Linked DNA regions of Homo sapiens: region 2 is linked to region 1. Evidence: chromatin loops called from intact Hi-C (ENCODE). Cell type or tissue: heart right ventricle. All regions are shown on one strand. Links, peaks and the distances in the headings refer to the core of each region. The heading gives the core; the rest is flanking DNA.

Evidence for each region. A loop is a pair of places that touch in the nucleus more often than their neighbours do. Peaks named below come from ENCODE experiments on the same cell type or tissue, not always from the same donor. Only the 100,000 strongest peaks of a DNase experiment are listed, where the experiment ranks them.
Region 2: it touches region 1 in a loop (6-fold over the local background); 86 of 110 quality-filtered maps call a loop at or near these places.

What each region holds. Positions count from the first base shown.
Region 1 is chr12:25,431,801-25,442,319 of GRCh38, reverse strand. It overlaps the pseudogene FAM133GP and the pseudogene TUBB4BP1. Among named protein-coding and RNA genes, the nearest start is that of LMNTD1, 120 kb to the left of the region's middle. In heart right ventricle, for the core only: CTCF peaks have their summits at 5,604 and 5,814 (motif pointing left); no DNase peak of the experiment used is centred there; H3K4me3 peaks cover 781 bases.
Region 2 is chr12:26,023,876-26,032,643 of GRCh38, reverse strand. The region is part of intron 2 of RASSF8 (Ras association domain family member 8); the gene reads right to left. Among named protein-coding and RNA genes, the nearest start is that of RASSF8-AS1, 69 kb to the right of the region's middle. In heart right ventricle, for the core only: CTCF peaks have their summits at 3,008 and 3,228 (motif pointing right); no DNase peak of the experiment used is centred there.

The DNA.
Region 1 (10,519 bases), core at 2,929-7,928:
GTGGCTATACTTAACCCCCAGAAGCCAGGAGGCCACAACTAATATAAGAACTAGCAAGACCATGGGAACAGTCAAGGAGACTTTATGCTCAAGGAGTTGTGAAGATGGTTAATAGTACACACTGTCTCTGAGGGAAAACAGACGGGCGGTCAACAAGGATGTTGCTCAATATATATAATTTTTTTAAAAAAGCAAGAATGAAGGAGCAGGAATATGAGGGCAATCACCCCAATATAAGTCACAATTGTTTGCTCAGTTCCCAGAGCTGAGTCAAACTTGCATATTTAGGCCCATTGATTAAAGATGTATCCAGGTTCCTAGGAGAAAGGACCCTACAATACCATGAAAAATATATACCATAATGATTCCTCTGGCCCTTCTTCAAAGGGATATACAACCGCTTACTCAATCTCAATGGACTGTGCACTGTGGAAAGGATTATTAGACACAGGACCTGAGATGATGATGTTAATGCCTGGAGATGTCATCACAACTCCTCCCTGTTAGAATGAGGGCCTATAGGGGACAGGTAGCAAATGGAGTCCTATCTAAAATCAGATTCTCAATGGAGCCACTGAGTCTGCCCACTCACACTGCGGTCATTTCCCCACTCTACAAGTGCATAATTGGAATCGATAGATTTTCCACTTGGAAAAAGCCTCATATTGAAGAGTCATTGCTCTGTGGAGCAAGAGCTATCATAGTGGGGAAGGTAATATGGAAACCTCTGAAAATTCCCTCCATACCCCTGGCCAAGATAATGAATCAAAAATAATATTGTGTCCCAGGAGGAATGAGAGAGATTAGGATACTATTAAAGACCTAATGAATGCAAGGATAATGACCCCTTATTTCTCCACATAAGCAAGCAATCTCATTCCTTCAGAAGCCAGATAGATCCTTGAGACTGACTATAGCCTACTGTAGATTTAACCAAGAAGTACTTGAATTGTAGCTGTGGTGCTGGAAGAGGTAACATGACTGGATTAATTAAACCTCAGGTACGTGGTATGTGCTCACTGACTTGGCACATGTGCTTTTTTCCATCCCTAATAGAAAACAGGATAATAAATCTTTCACATTCACATGGGATAGAGGGTAATATTCTCCTATATTTTTGCCTTTATGTTACGTGAATTCTTCTGCCCTTGTTCACAATACAGTAGTCCCACCTTATCTGTGGTTTTGCTTTCCACAGTTTCGGTTATCCATGGTCAACCATGGTATGAACGTATTACGTGGAAAATTCAGGAAATAAACAATCCAAGCTGAGAGCTGTGACTGCCTACAGGGTTTCCAGATGGCTCACTCTTTGGATCGGGGGACTGGGTCTGGGATGGGTACTTTCCTCATCAGCAAGATGCAGGAAGAGTACCCAGACAGGATCAAGAACACGTTTAGTGTGGTGCCCTCGCCCAAAGTTTTAAACTGCATGCCATTCTGAGTAGCAGAATGAAATCTCAAGCTGTCCTGCTCTAGCCCACCCTGGACGTGAATCCTCCCTTTGTCCAGCATCTCTCCACTGTGTACACTACCCACCCATTAGTCACTTAGCAGCCATCTCTGTTATCAGATCGACTGTCACAGTATTACAGTGCTTCCTCAAATACCCCTTATTTCACTTAATAATGGCCTCAAAATGCAAGAGTAGTGATGCTGGCAATTCGATATGCCAAAGAAAAGCTGTAAATTGCTTCCTTTAAGTTGAAACTAAAAGTTCTCATATGCTGAGGTTGTTAAGACCTATGGTTAGAATGAATCTTCTATCTGTTAAATTGAGAAGGAAAAAGAAACTCATGCATAGTATGTATGGGGTTCACTACAATCCACAGTTTCACGCACACACTGAGAATCTTGGAACATATTTCCTACGGATAATAAGGAACTACTATATGGTCCTAAAAGGTCTGGACCACCTGGACATCACATAGAATATCACACTCATCTACTACATCATGACATCATATGCTTTGGACAGGTCAAGCAGGAGGTAGCTAGTATACTGGTGGCCTTGGTAAGACATTCTGTGCTGTTTTTACTTACAACACTTATGATATCAATGTGTAGGGTCTTTTCCTTAACCAAAAAAGTCTGCAACTCTCCAATCCTCTGACACCAATTGAGTGTCCTATGATTCAATCCAATTCTGGCACTAACTATGTGGGATTCGAGTTGGGCCCCACAGATTTAAGGACTCAGTCCCACAAGGATGCTCTTACTTTAGACTCCAGTTGTAAGTATTGGGTCTCCAGTGAACACATACTTCTGTCTGACGTGGCTACAAAATGGGGCTCCCACAATCCCCACCTCAGGTTTGTTAATTTGCTACAAGGCCTCACAGAACTTCGGAAAACAGTTTACTTACTGCTTTACTATAAAGGATACAATTTAGCAACAGCCAAATGGAAAAGATGCAAAGGGCAAGGTATGGGAGAAGGAATGTAGAGCTTCCATGCCCTCTCTGGGAGGACCACTATCCCAGCGCCTGGATGTGTTCGTCAATCCAGAAGCTCTCTGAATCCTATCATTTAGGGTTTATGATGGAGGTTCAACTATGTAGGCATGATTGATTAAACCATTGGTCATGATTAAACTCAATCTCTAGTTTCTTTCTCCTCCCTGGAGGTTCAGAGGTGAAGTTGAAAGTTTCAACCCACTAATTACAATGGTCGACTCCTCTGGCAAATAGCTCCCCTCCTGAAGCTATTTAGGGGCCCATCAAGAGTCACTCTGCTAGCATAAACTCAGGTATGGTTGAAAGATATTTGTTATGAATACCAAAAGATGATTCTATTACCCCTATCACTAAGGAAATTCCAAGAATTTTAGAAGACCTGTGTCAGAAACCAGGGACAAGGGGCAAATCTATATTTTTTATTATCACTGACATGTATTTCAAGAGATGAGAGATAAAACCTGTGAAGATTCATGACTAGCTACTTCAGTGAAGTTTTGGGGAGTCCAGTAGGTGAGTGGTGTGTAGGGTTAGCTCTTCCAAACTAAAGACAAATTGCTGCATCTTGCGTCTCCATCTCCTACCACAAAGAAAGGCCACCACTTGTCAGCTTCCTTGAGCTCTGGAGGTAATACATTTCATGCCTGGTAATATTTCTACAGCCCATGTATCAGGTGATATGGGAAGCTTCCAGCTTTGAGTGGGGCCTTGAGCAGGAAAAGGTGTCAAAGCAGGACCAGGCCACAGTGCAATCAGCCCTGTCACTTGGTCCATATGATTCAACAGGCCCCATGGTAAGAGGTGTCATGTGGTGGGAAAATATGTAGTAAAGAGTGTTTGGCAAGCTCAAGTGAAAGAATCACAACTCAGACCCCTGAGATTATGGAGCAAAACCATGCCATCAACATCAAATTATGTGCACTTTGAAAAACAGCTCTTATTTTTGGTGTGTTTGGGTCCTAGAAGTGATGGAACAATTGACCACGAGAGACCAAATGACCATCTGGAAATGCTTATTATGCACTGAATTCTGTAGGATCCACTAAACCATAAAGCCACATGATGCTTACTCATGCCTTCCAGTCCTGCTAGTAGCAGTCCATTGCAAGAGAGTGCTGATATATGTGGGATTAGACCTGAACAGGGCTGGAAGGCTTGAGTAAGTTTCATGAGTAGGAAACCAAGACCCCATATCACCAAGCACAGCTATACCAGTCAATGCCCCCAACTCTTGCACTTATGAACATATTTGGGTGGGAATGAGGGAGGGTGGGCCAGAGGGGTCCTGTATGACCAGATAAAAGAAAGAAAGAAGCCAAAGCTTGGTTTATGGATGGATTGGCTCAGTATATGGATGAAAACCAAAAAATAGACAGTGGCTTCATTACAACCACATTCAGGGAAAGAGAGTAAAGAGGAAATCTTCCCAATGGCAGATCTATGAGCAGTATAACTGGTCATCCACTTTGGATAGAAGGAGAAATGACCCAAGGTGAAAATATATATAAATTCCTAGGAAATGGCCAATGGCCTAGTTGTGCAGGCGGGGAACTGGAAGGAAAAGGACTGGAAGATCAGAGACAAGGAGTCTGAGGAAAAGCCATGTGGGTAGACAAATGGGTGAATGTATAAAGTGTCAAGACTTGTGTCTTACATGTGGATACCCACCAGAAAGCATCTACCATGGAAAAAGCACTGAACAACCAAGTAAAATGAGATGACTCAGCCTCTTGACATTAACTAGTCTTTGTCATTGGTCACCCAGAGCAGGCATGATGAACACATGAACAGGCTGGACATGGTGGCAGAAATGGAGGCTATGTGTGAGCCTGACAGCATGAACCTCACTTACCAATGCCTGTCTACCTACTGTTACCTCTGAACATCCGAAGAAATAAACATTGAATCTTCAATATGGCATATTCCTTGAGGGAATCAACCAGCCACTTAGTAGCAAGTTGACCACATGGAACCCTTCCATCCTGGAAAGACCAGTCAGCCGTTCATCCTCACAGGGACAGATACCTGTCCTAAGCGTGTGTTTTCCTTTCCTGCCTGCACAGCCTTAGCCAGCACCATTACCAAGGGCTTATGGAGTGCCTCATCCACAGACCTGGAAACCCACACAACAAAGCATCCAACCAAGAGACCTACTTCACCATGAAGGCAGTGTGAGAGTGGGCCTGTGACCCTGGGAACGACAGATCAAATCACATACTGCACCATCCCGAGGTGGCCAGCTTCATAGAATGCTGAAACAGCCTACTCCAGCTAGGTAACAAAAGTTATTTGTCATTTTTATCATTCAAATGGCATATTTCACCATGGGGATGCGAGAAGCAGAAAATCCTGATGTGCAGAGAGAAATGAATGAAGTAATTACATAGAAGGAAGCAGATGCAGCAGACTGAGAGAGATTGAGTACCGACAGATCTCAGGTGTCCAGTTACCCACAGCCCACAAGACACCTCTGTTTTCTTTTTCTTCTTCAAGTTCTGGGATACATGTGCAGAATGTGCAGGTTTTTTATGTAGGCATAATGTGCCATGGTGGTTTGCTGTACCCATCAACCCGTCATCTAGGTTTTAAGCCCCACATGCATTATTTGTCCTAATGCTCTCCCTCCCCTTGCCCCCCACCCCCCAAAAGGCCCCGGACACCTCTATTTTCTAATAATTAATCTACCCCCCTTTTTCATAAGCAAGCTTGATTTGGTTCCTGTTATCTGCAACTAAAAGATCTTATCTGATACAATACATTTCAAAGAGGCAAACTTCTGCCTTCACCTGATGAACTTTCCAATAAATAATACAGTTGTTCCAAAATGGAAAACGCTTCTCTTATCATTTTGAGGTTTAGACAGCCCTTCATCACTGTGTAGAAGAAATTCTGTCTATTATAAATAGTTGAACTAGATAAACTGAAGGTCCCTTGCTAGTTTGAGATCCTCTGACAAATATCAGGAAAGCCATGATATGGAAAATAGAATAGTTTCACTCTTTTGGGAAATAAAAAATAATGAGTCTCCAAGTGCTCGATAACATTCCAAGAAAGGATGTGTGAGAGTGTATTACATTGCAGGGGGAAAACTGACAGATTCTAGATTTAGCGTTTGTTGGAAAACTGGAACCAAAGTTTACAATGATTTCTCTTTTATTAAATTAATACACACAAAAAGCCTAGAAGCTCAGTATTTGGGATGCATAAAATATAAAAATAAAATATTAAATGAAGTAGCTTTTAAATGTATGTTTTTATTTACTGGCTGAAATGAAAATTGAAAAAGATTGCACAAAATTTTTTGGCAAAATGCTGTAGTATGCTTTCTCTTGATATCACTGCCAACAATGCCCTCTAGTGGTAAACCAAGTAGGCACTGACTAATGGGGGGAAAATGAAACAAGCAAGCCTGCTAAACACATTGGTAAGATTTTCATGAAAATACGAACTTTTAGTGCAGAAGGACCTGCGGCAGGCCTACTTCAGCTGCCTCCCGAGCCAGGTTTCCCTTGGTGGGTGACCGTGTCCCTTGATGAGTGACTGTGCGCTCACTCGGGCACCAAGGAGAAGCAGGACCATCGGGTAGCCTATGTGAATCCAACAGCAATGGCCAGATCAAGGGGTCCAATCCAGTCTTAAGGGCCAACAATCCAGGATTCTCTCCGTCAACCAAGGCCTATCTGGGAAGAAGTGCAAGAGCAACTAGAAAAGAAAAAGAAAAAGGCGCCAAGGCTTTGTATGAATTTGAAGAAAAAACTAGAAAAACACAGGAAGAAATTGTTAAGTGAAAGTAAGAGCTTATCCAAAAAAAGAGAAAAAAAAAGAAAAAGAATAAATCTGGTAGGTATTCATCGTCTTCATCATGCTCTGATTCTTCCAGCAGTTCTTCTGATTCTGAGGATGAGGATAAGAAACATGGAAAAGGGAGAAAGAAAAAGAACCATTCACATAAATCTTCTGAAAGCTCCATGTCAGAAACTGAATCAGACAGTAAGGATAGAAAGACAATAAGGAAGAAAGACTTCTTTTTAAAGAAAAAGAAGGACCCAACTGAGAAAGAAAAAGGCTATTAAACGACTCAGCAAAAAGAAACCCATATTCTGAAGATAAATCTTTATCACCTGAGTCCTTGTCAGAATCAGAGTATATTGAGGAGATAAGAGCAAAAAAGAAGAAAAGCAGTGAAGAATGAGAAAAAACAACACAAAAAAAGGAAAAAGGAGCATGAGAAAAACAGTAAGAAGAGAAAGAAGGCTGCTAGTTCAAGTCCTGACTCATCATAATATTAAGAAAAATCAGGATTCCCTTATAGAGAAAGTACAATGTCTAAGGAAATTTCAACTGTGAAAATTACAACATATTTACTATAATGCATGAATTTTCTTGTTTTTAGAATTATCCTTGGACTGGCCAGACGCAGTGGCTCACGCCTGTAATCCCAGCACTTTGGGAGGCCAAGGCGTGTGAATCACCTGAAGTCAAGAGTTTGAGACCAGCCTGACCAACAGGGTGAAACCCCGTCTCTACTAAAAATACAAAAATTAGCTGGGCCTGGTGGCTGGTGCCTGTAATCCCAGCTAGTTGGAAGGCTGAGGCAGGAGAATCACTTGAACCCGGGAGGCAGAGGTTGCAGTGAACTGAGATGGTGCCACTGCACTCCAGACTGGGCAAAAGAGCAAGACTCCATCTCAAAAAAAAAAAAAGAATTATCCCCAGACTACCCAGTAGCTATTCAAATGCCGCTGTGTGCAAGGGCCGTAAATGTTGCCTGCTGCTTATCTATTCTTTTCTCTTCCAGTGCTTGATAACTCTGGGAGATAATACATTGCAGTAGCACTAGTGGTTACAATATTTGGGAATAAAATTAATATTTTTGACTAGAAGTGTACAATGATAAATCAACAGAAATCCAACTTGAATACATCTTTAAGGTGGAATCAGAAACGGCCAGATGTTAAAAATTTTAAAGTAGTTAAAATTTTTGAAGTAAGGATTACATTGACATTTCAAAATCCGTACTCTGTAGATCAGTGTATTTTAATTTTTTCCCCGTGTAGACTTTTATTTACCTGGGAAAGGTGCTTTTTAGGATGCAGGGAGGAGGTGCTTTGCTGTCTCTTTAAGCTAGGAGAACAACATGCCTTTGATCCTCACACTTCCTGTATTTGAGGAAAGAGTAGCCAGGCTTTATGGAGAGGTCAGAGCTGGGTGCCAGGAGTCTTGCCTTTTACTGAGCTTAGGGACATCCTTGGATTTTGTCATACGCTTCTTTGAATGAACCAGAGAAACAGCCCTTTTGCAGCATGAGAAAGCCCCAAAACCCCTGGGATTTACCTCCACTTCAATAATACTGAATATTTTTTAGCATTAGAATATGCTGGGTCATTTGAATTAATTTTGATGACACTTTGGCTTTGGAGAGAAATGGTTTCAAATAGACACTGGTACACTGGTACTTTTTGAACTTGAAAACTAAATATTCTAAAGTGCATGTTTCATACCATAAAGTTTTAATTAGTCAGGAAAATTCCATGTAACCAGTGATAGTTCCTTTATTTTTTGTATGAAGTTTGTTTAGGCTGCAATGTTTAGCTTTTGTTAACTCCTTTCTCTTGCTGTCTTAAGTTCACTGCTGTGTTTAATGGCACACTTGCCAAGATATTGAGCATATAAAAAGCAGGGTTTTGATTTTTAAAAAAAATACAGCTTCATATTGAGGCTGAGACTTACCATAAACAAGTTGAGTAGCAAGCCTGGTATGCTGTGTCTTGTTACATAAAGCTATCGCCAGAATCTTAGTAAATATAATGTCTTAAAAGTTAAAAAAAAAAAAACAGAAAAAAGAAAATATGAACTTTTACACTTCCAGTTGGTAACTGAATGTTATATTTGGCAATAAAATGAACCTTTACAAGGTACTGCAGCATATACCTTAAAGCACAAGCATGTCAAAGCCAATTTTCCCCTGTGGTTTTCATGAACATATGCCAAACAGCACAGGAAAATAGCCATCTGTAAGGTCTCATTGGGGCATTTCTGGGTCACAACTTCCACTGGTATCTTAAAAGAAATTAAAATCTGCTTTTATGGAGGATGACATCATTCACCAAAAAAACTGCTTTTAAACCCGATTACCTTCGAGAATTATAGCCATCAGGCACCAACAATGACTCATTCCCACTTTCAAGGCTTTATCTGAATTCTGAACTCATCAACCAGGTAAAGTCTCTTTGCTTGAGAATTCTTCAAACTATAGCTCTCAACTGGTGGGGCAAGCTGGTCAAAACAAGTTACAGTTATAGGAATAAAATTTCTCTAATCCTGGCTCAGCAAAGAGCTTCCCAAAGGAACTGCAGGTGAAGTAAAAGAAAGAAGGCAACTTACACAGCTTATTCCCCTCTAATTCAAACCAGCTCTAGTACTCTTATCTAAATCTGGCTTAAAATTTCTTTGTCTTTGCAAATTGTTCTCCTTTCTCTCCACTCCAAGCCTCCTTCCTTCATACTTTCTAATCATTCTCTCTTCCCTTCAGTAGCTGACTGAATATGTGTATGGTATTAAGAGGCACTTGGAGCCTCTTATGACAACTATATTTGTATGAGAATATTTGCTCTGGATGACTTTGTGTAAAGTATTAACCTACTGGCCTGTTTCAGGAATTCTTTTATTTAAACAGAAAGAAACACATCCTCAGAGAACTATGCTGTGAGTTGACAAGGACTGTTAATATTAATTCCTTTAGGAAGACTGAATGGCCACATTCTGTGAATGCTAAATGTTTCCTAGTTTTGCATTGGTAAAAAGGAATTCACAGACTAAATAATAACTCTAGCCTGTATCAACCTTAAACAAAGGCTCATGAGGTAAACTAAGCTTCAATATCATTTTCTCCATTGCCATTTCTGCTGTACCAGAAACAGTCTTTGGAGTCACGTGGCTGGCCTAGGTGTAAATCCCACCATTGCCAGACTTGGCTGTGCTGTTGAGCAAGTCATTTACACAAGCTAATTAAGGAGCTGTTTGGAGACTCACAGAGCAATTGTCTGACAATTTTACCTGCACCTAGCACTAGGCCAAGTGAAAACACAAAGATGTGTAGATGCCAAGATGGCAGGAAATAGTACTGTGTTTCCCAAGTATGGTATATAGAATGATCCCTAACTTATTTGACCCTGGAGACCTTTTTTCTCAGAGCAGGGTAAAAAAACAACAACAGCAATAACAACAACAACAAAAACTCTTTAGGAAATGCTAATACATGATGTTCTCTGGAAGTTTTCAAATTCAAATTATATCCCTTACATTTCTTCAGTCCCACTAGCCTCATTTATTTTATCTTTTATTTCATTTTATTTTATTTTGAGACAGGATCTCATTGTGTTGCCCAGGCTGAAGTGCAGTGGCACAGTCACAGCTCACTGTAACCTCGACCTCCCAGGCTGAAGTGATCCTCCCACCTCAGCCTCCTGAGCAGCTGGGACTACAGACGCATGACACCATGCTTGGTTCATTTTTTATTATTTTTTGTAAAGACAGGGTCTTGCTATGTTGCCCAGACTGGTCTTGAACTCCTGGCCTCAAGCGATCCTCCTACCTTGGCTTCCCAAAGTGCTGAACCACCGCACTCAGATACACTAGCCTCATTTCAAATGCTCAGTAGCCACATGTGGCAATGGCTACCATATTGAACAGTGCCAAAATGAACGTCCCATCATGGCAAAGAGTTCTACTGGACAGCACTAGTCTAAAGTTTTCCTCATAACAAAGTAATTATATTCAAACTCTAGTCCTTAAGAAACTCACAAAAATAGTAACTTTAGAGTAGAAAAAACTGCAAAGCAGCAGCTTAGCCAAGTATCAAAGATAACATTTCTAGTAATGGGACAAACAGACATCATGTACCTCCTGTTATGCTATCCTAGGAAGAATACAACATCTCATGTGTGATATTTCTGCCAAAAACACATAACCTGAACCTAATCATTAGAAAACATCAAACACAGGTGGAAAGGTATTCTACAAAATAACTGACCTGTACTCTTTAAAATGTCAAGATCGCCAGGC
Region 2 (8,768 bases), core at 854-5,853, 590 kb before region 1:
TTAAAACTCCCTTAAGCTATAAATTGCAGGTAAATATAATAAAAAAACTGCCAGGAAACATTTCCCTCAGAATTTTTTGTTGCATGCTAATGTAGCAATTTCAAAAAAATTTGTCATTGTTCTCCTTCCTAAAAATTCACATGTCACAAGGGAACCTTTGACTCAGCCATGAAACAGTCCCAAGAGTCCTAGAACTTGACTTTGGGAAATACTTCTCCATACAAACAGTGCTAGAAGTTTGTTTTCTATCAACATTCCAAAGTTTGTTACCTAGATGATTTGGAACAACCTGCTATGAGTACGAAAAACATACACAGAATTTTAATGTATATTAATGACTCAAATTTCTCCCACTTCCTTTCGGGGAAAATGAAGCAATAACATACACAATATTCCCATAAACTTTTTAAAAGACATTTCAAAGTTTTATATGTGAAAATGCAAAATGACTAGCTCATCACAAGAAAGGATAAACTGGGCTAACAAACTGCTACAAACTGAAGGACCTTTTCAAAAAAGCAAGCTCAATGGAAAATTCCCTGATTGGTAAATTTTCCAGATACAAAATTTCCAAGCATCTCAAGACCATAGTTCTCCTAAGTCACTACTTCTGGGATATGGGAAGTTTCCTTCATGTACTGTAAGCTGCTGACATCATGCACATAAATGTAAACCAAAACATGTATTTCATCAAAGTAACTAACATGATGATGAGAAACAGGATATTTTGAAACATATTTATAAGCAAAACATATAGGTCAGATTAAGCCATTGAAGCATCTCCTCAGATTTTTTAGATTACTCTGAATAAGAAATATTTTCAAAAATGATGGAAATATCTGTAGTTTTACATGTGTGGCTGCTATTGAAATCTCTATTAACCCTCTTTTTCTCAAGTTCTCCCATTCCCACTCTGATCCCGCAGACCCTACCTAACAAGTGCCTTTAGAAGCAGGCAAGCATTTTCTAGTCCTCTATTTTAAGTCTCTCAGACCACCAACTACTTACCATTCTTACTGCCAACAGCAATAGTTCCAAACCTTTATCATCTCAGGTCCTTATAATTTTATAGTTGCTTACACCTCTCTGTGATCCACCTGGCACACTGCCACCAAATCTGACCCTGCCCTCAGTTGGGCTCAAATCCTGTTAGTAACTCTACTGGGCCTGTGGCAGAAGCTTAACAAAGGGCTGCTGATTGAGTTCAAGAACTCTACACTGATTTCACACCATCATGATGAGGATGGATGGGTCTCACGTGTAACGATGAGCCAAAATATACTTTGAGAATCCAAGTTAAATGGCAGTGTTTAGAAAAAAAAATACTGAAACAATCTAGCATCTTGGGGTGTTGGAATTTTAAAGGTTTGACAATTGGCAAAATCAAAGTAATCCAGAAATCTAACCCAATGTACTGGCAGAGTATCACAAACCCTCATAATACCTCAAAAAAAAATGGGGCAGGGGGAGTCTACAAGTTAAATTTGGCACCAAGTTACTAGTTGTAAAATAAAGCTTATTTGATTGTTGTCTCAGGCATTACGTAACTGTAAAGAGTCTTCATTTATACTGAAAGCTGCAGCAGTAAAAGCTGCAGACATATTTAAGAAGAAATATCATATTTCCTACTGCTTCAACTCACTGTTCCTGACCATCTTGAAGGGGTCTGCAAGTTATGGCCCGCTACCTGGTTTGTAAATAAAGTTGAATTGAAAACAGTCGGGTTCATTCATTTACGTACTGTCTATGGCTGCTCATGTGCTACAATGAAGTTGAGTAGTAACAACAGGGACCATATTGCCTGCAAAGCCTAAAATATTTATTTACCTAGCCCCAAAACCAGGCACTTGTCTGGTACAGTATGGGTGAGGAAATACTTTTTAAGTCCTAACTTTGTTCCAGAAGTTAATCTGGGCTGCTTATCTACTAAAATCTAAGTTTAGGAAAAAAAAAAAAGATAACTTCGGGGATGTCTATTTGGTTTGAAAAGAAAGAAGTTAAATATTATTCACTTGACTAACATGTATTTCTAAGTGGGAATTTCTGTTGCACTGCAACATCTCAGCATTTTTACTATGGCATTAGTAACAGCACTGCAGAGCATCACAGGCTGTAAAAACATTTCCATGTGTGATAGACAAAAACCCAATACCGGAATAAAAGGAATAGAATCCATCTTATCCGGACAAGTGGTTTTAAAAAGTCATCCTACAGAGCCCTGCAGAACTTTCATTGAAAACAAGCACAATTACATGGAATGAATTTGTTTCTGCTTCTTGTAGCCCCTCTACCTGGGCTTATAAACCATGAGAAAGAAGGAAGATTTACACTGTCACAGAAAATACTTAAAAACCAAGGCTTTTGAATAAAATGAGTTTTTATTTTCTCCTGAATAAAACATTATTTGGATCATGGGGGGAAAAAAACCTACTAAGAATTATTTTATCACTAAGTGTAATTAATACAAGTCACTATAATGTTTATCAATTATATACTAGAAAACAAATGAACTGAAATCAACTTTGAGACAATTTAGACATACGGTATCATAATCAAAATCCCAAGAGAAAGATACTTTATCTTTTTGCCACATTTTATTTCAAAATTTATTTTTACAAAAAATAAATTAGTTGCCCTAAACTCTTTTTAAATAAAGTGATGCACAAATAAGCAAACCAGCAAAGACTGTAATAAAAACAAAACTGACGATTTGGTGGTCATTTACTGGCAGACTAAACAAGTTAAGAATAAATATCTCTGAGGAAGCAAGCCAATTAAATGTTGGTTAGATGGCTGATTCAAAGATAAATAGTAGCCAGGAGTATAACTCGGACGTCATAGTTTGAGATTGATTTTTTTTTCCTTTAACCAGTGGGTAAAACTGTTTTTCTGTTATAATAATAATGGTCAACATTTAAACCAACAGAGAAGTTTTAAGTTTTAATAACAAAAGAGTGCCAAGGAAATGATCTTGTTCCTCAGAACAAAAAATAATCTGTTAAGGAAATATTTTGGATCTCAAATTAAGGCCAATCATGAGTACAGAGCACAGCTGATGATTAACAGAAGATGCCGCATTTAAACACGGTGGCAGAAGACACTGATTTACTTCTAATGAATATATAGTACATTATAAAAAGTGACAAAACATAAACATATGAATATAATGTAAACAACAGTAAAAAGAAATCTTTTTGTTTCTTGAAATTGGGGCTTATGGTTTTAGCCACCAGAGGTCACCCTTCCCCAGACAGATTAAAAAGCAGGGCTTCTGAAGCACTGTCACTTACTGTGTATTTGTTAAAGGAATACAATAAAAAATAACATGGGTTGTCAATGTTCTTCTTTCCCCAGCTAAAACATATGTGAGGCTAGACCTGCCCCACACCTCTCCCTAATGCAGACATGCTGGTAATGGAGAAGAGGAGAGCTGCAAACAGCCTGAGAGGCTAAAGTGATCTACATGATAGACATGAGAAAAATCACTGAGGGGCGAGGGACAGGATGCAGTTCCCTGGTAGAAGAGAGACTTGTGGAATAGCACCATGCTAATGAGGGATAATGGAGAAAACTGGAAGAGGTTTCCAGAATTCTTACTGTTATCATAAACACAACCACTCCTGGACATTCTTCAACTAACACTGCAGTAAAATTTTATACGGCTTTTTTCAATTAGTTTTGCATGTCAAACCTAAGTATCGTGCACCAAATTTGGCTTTTTTTAAAAAAGCAAATTAGCCAGGGTTCCTCCAGAATTCAACATATACTTTTACAATAGAATTGGAGAGAAAGAGATCTTTAATCTATCCTAGTGCCTTGTACAAAATATACTCAGCAAATACTCTTCCTCATTCATCCCTCCTTACATATAATAAAGAGACCTTTAATTCATCATAGCACCTTATACAAAATATACCCAGTACACTCTTCCTCATTCACCCCTCCTTACATATAATACAAGAAGGAGCTGACAACCAAAAGTTTCAACCTCTTTTGTTTCAATTCTGTTAGTTAAGAGGGCCCAATTCTATTTATTGTCACTTACCGTAGCTGCAAGAAGTAAAATTCAAAGGTTAGAGTGGTTTTTAATAATTTCATGTACGTGGCCAAGGAACATGTAGACATTTATGATTACCAAGAAATTACAACCTTCCAAAGCACAGTATTTATTCCATGTAGCACCAAAGGAAATCCCAAAGAAAAGGTACTTAGCAGCCTAGTAGAAGTCCTTAGCAATTTCTTTGTGAAATACTTGGTTAGAATTCATTGTCTCACATTCCAACACACTGGCAAATAAGGTTATCACACATCATCATATCTTTTGATACCTAACAACTTTTTTCTCTAACTACATAGGAAAAGTACGCTCATTAAAAGATATTCAGAAAATGAAAAAGGCTTTTAGAAAATAAAATCACCTATACTTCCAAAGAGTACAGGGAAAGAAAATGAAGTTCTGAGTGAAACACTTTTAAAACACACAAATTAAATTTATACAGTCTCAAATTCTTTTAATTATAATTCATCCACATTATTCCCAAATCAACTATAATCTGTCCCCTGCTTTACCAATGACATAGTTCCAACAGGTTCACCAAGACCCCGATGCTGCATGGGCTTTCTTCATACTGTTTCCTATTTCCTTGCACCATCTTTGATGTCCCCAGAGCATCTGCACAGCTGACGTTCCTCACAGCCACTCCTTTGTCCTGACTTCTACATCCCGTTTTCCATGGCTTCTCCCACCCATCTGGTCATTCCCCTCTGTCATCTTCTGGGCTGTTCTTTTTCAGGCTAACATTATTGAATTTCTGGCTCAGTCCTCTATGCTTCTCATTCTATCCCCTCTCTCCCTAGGTGACCAAAGTAACACTCATGGCTTCAACAACTGAAACTACATGTTGATGTGCCTAACACATAATAGGTGCTTAATAAATGTTTAATCTTATCAATGGCTTAATGATTAGTAACTTTCCAATCTAATCTCCAGGAAATTCTCAGCTCCAAGGCCACAACCACACAGCAGAAGTCTCTTAGCACAGTTGAGACTGGTAACTGGCTGGTTAATCATAAAAGCAGGTTAAAGCAGTGAATCATGAAAACATGAAAGCATTTTGTACACTTAACTTTAACCAGATAAATACCCATTCATCTGCCAATATTTTTATAGTCAGGCCAACTCTTAAGTGAGGGCCTGCTGACCCTTCAGTGTCTTTCTTGCCTAAATCATACCCATGGTGAATTATCGGTGCTATCCAGCTTCTGTTTGTTTGTTTAAACAACAGCTTTACTGAGATATCATTAACATGCCATACAATTCACTTTAAGGCATACAGCTTGATAGTTTAAATATATTCACAAAATTATGGAACTATCACCAGTTACTTTTGGGACATTCTCATTACCCAAAAAATAACCCACATACCTATTAGCATTCACTGCCCATTTCCCATCAAATCCCCAGCCATAGGCGATCATTTACTTCCTTTCAGTCTCTATGGATTTGCCTACTCTGGATATTTCATATAAATAAAATCATACATGTGGTCAAGAATCATCCATATTGTAGTAAATATCTGTATTTCATTTTTTTATTGCCAAATAATATTTCATTGTATTGTTATATCACATCTATTAATTCAGATCATTTGGGTTGTTTCTATTTTTGGCTATTATGAATAATGCTGCTATGAACATTCATGTACAACTTTTTGCATGGACATATATTTTAACTTCACTTGGGTATGTAATTAGGAGCAGAATTGCTGGGTCATATGATAACTCTATGTGTAACATTTTCAAGAACTGCCAGACTGTTTTTCAAGGTAGCTGTAATATTTTACATTCCCACCAACAGTGTATGAGAGTTCTTATTCTTCACAATCTCACTCACACTCCTTATTAGCTGCCTTTTAAAATTAATATTACGCCTATAATCCCAGCACTTTGGGGGGCCGAGGTGGGCGGATCACTTGAGGTCAAGAGTTCAAGACCAGCCTGGGCAACATGGTGAAACCCTGTCCCAACTAAAAATATAAAAATTAGCCGGGCATGGTGGTGTGTGCCTGTAATCCTAGCTACTTGGGAGGCTGAGGCAGGAAAGTCACTTGAACCCGGGAGGTGGAGGTTGCAGTGAGCTGAGATCACGCCACTGCACTCCAACCTGAGCAACAAAGCGAGACTCCATCTCAAAAAATAAAAAATAAACTAACTAATATTACAGCCAACTTAGTATGAAATCATATCTTATTTTCATTTTCATTTCTCTGAAGGCTAATAACGTCAAACATCTTTTCATTTGCTGATTGGCCATTTGTACATAGATATTTGTCTACTGAGATACTTTGTCAATTTTCTAATGGGACTATTTGTCTTTTTTACGATGAAGTTCTTATATACTCTAAAAACAAGCTCCTTATCAAATTATTTGCAAATATTTTCCCATTAAAGTTGTCTTTTCACTTTTGATGGTGTCATGTGAACACAAATCTTTAATTCTGATGATGTCCTGTTTACCTATCTTTTCTTTTGTTGCTTGCACATTTGATGTCATTTCTAAGCAACTACTATTTAATTCAGGATCAAGAGGATTTATGCCTAAGTTTACGTCTATGAGTTTTATAGTTTTTCTTCTTACATTTAAGTCTTTGATCTACTTAATTTTTATATACGTGTATATAGGGGGCTAACTTCACTCTTTTGCACTTGGATATCCAACAGATCCATGAACATGAGATGTCTTTTTTTTTATTTTGGTCTTTAATTTCTTTCAACAATGTATTATAGTTTTCAGTGTATAACTTTTGCAATTTTTTGTGAAATTTATTCCTAAGCATTTTATTCTTTTTGATATTATAAATAGAAATATTTTCTGAATTTCATTTTTCAATTGTTTACTGATAGTATATAGAAATGCAATTAAATTTTGCATACTGATCTTGTATCCAGCAATCTTGTTGAATAGTTCTAATAGGTTTTTAATGAATTCCTTAAGATTTTTCCATATGCAAGGTAGTATTCTCTGCAAACAGAGTTAGTTCTTTTTCCTTTCCAATCTGAATGCTTTTTTTTTTTTTTTTTTGAGACAGAGTCTCACTCTGTCGCCCAGGGCTAGAGTGCAGCGGTGCGATCTCGGCTCACTGCCAGCTCCATCTCCCGGGTTCACGCCATTCTCCTGCCTCAGCCTGCCGTCCCGAGTACCTGGGAATACAGGCGCCCGCCAACACGCCTGGCTAATTTTTTGTATTTTTAGTAGAGACGGGGTTTCACTGTGTTAGCCAGGATGGTCTCGATCTCCTGACCTCGTGATCTGCCCGCCTCGGCTTCCCAAAGTGCTGGGATTACAGGCGTGAGCCACCACGCCTGGCCCTGAATGCCTCTTATCTCATGTTCTTGCCTAAGTGTCTCGCCTAAAACCTCCATCACAATGTTGAATAGAAATGGCAAGGGTGGAAATCCTTCTTTCTGATCTTCAGGAGAAAGCATTCAGTCTTTTGGCTGCGTGTGTGCGTGTGTTTATATGCCATTCATCAGGTTGACAAAGTTCCCTTCTATTCCTAGTTTGTTGAATGTTTTTTATCATAAAGAGGTGTTGAATTTTGTCAAATGCTTTTTTTATTGAAATAATCATGTAGTTTTTGTTCTTTATTCTATTGATGTAGTGTATTAAATTGACTTTTTTTTTTGAGACGGAGTCTCGCTCTGTTGCCCAGGCTTTGGAGTGCAGTGGCACAATCTTGGCTCACTGCAAGCTCCGCCTCCCAGATTCATGCTGTTCTCCTGCCTCAGCCTCCCAAGTAGCTGGGGCTACAGGCGCCCGCCACCACGCCCGGCTAATTTTTTGTATTTTTTAGTAGAGACAAGGTTTCACCATGTTAGCCAGGATGGTCTTGATCTCCCGAACTAGTGATCCACCTGCCTCAGCCTCCCAAAGTGCTGGTATTACGGGCGTGAGCCACAGCGCCCGGCCTAAATTGACCTTTTATATGTCTAACCAACCCTTGCATTCCTAGGAAAAATCTCACTTGGTTACAGTGTACAGTCATTTTTATACACTGCTAAATTTAGTTTGCAAGTGTTTTTTGAGAATTTTTGCATCTGTATTTATTTAAAAATTGCTGTGTAGTTTTCTTGTAAAGTTTTGTCTGGTCTTGGTATCAGGGTAATTCTGGCCTCGCAGAATGAGCTGAGACATGTTCTATCCTACTTTTGGAAGAGTTCATGAAGAATTGGTATTAACTCTTGCTAAAATGTTTGGCAGAATTTACCAGTGAAGCCATTTGGACGGAGACTTTTCTTTGTGAGGAGATCTTTATTCCAATGAGATACAGAAATGTTACTCCAGGCTGGGCGTGGTGGCTCATATCTGTAATCCTAGCATTTGGGGAGGCTGGGGTGGGAAGATTGCTTGAGGCCAGGAGTTCAAGACCAGCCTGGGCAACAGAGCAAGACCTCATCTCAATTCAAAATTTAAAAAAAGAAAATAATGAATTGTTATTCCAGTACAAGTATTTCCTCTTCCCAGTTTTTGTGTCTTTATTGTGATACATACTATGTAAGACAATATCTATGTACCTTACAAACCCCAAAATAAGCCATTACACTTATTACTTTGTAGAATTATTTGACTATCAAATAAATGAGCTGAGGTAAGTAAGAATGGCAAGCATATAGACAGAATTTGCTATGTTAATCTTATTTACCATTCCTCGTTCTCTTCATTTCTTCCTGTGGATTTATCATGTGGTATAATTTCCTTATTCCAATAC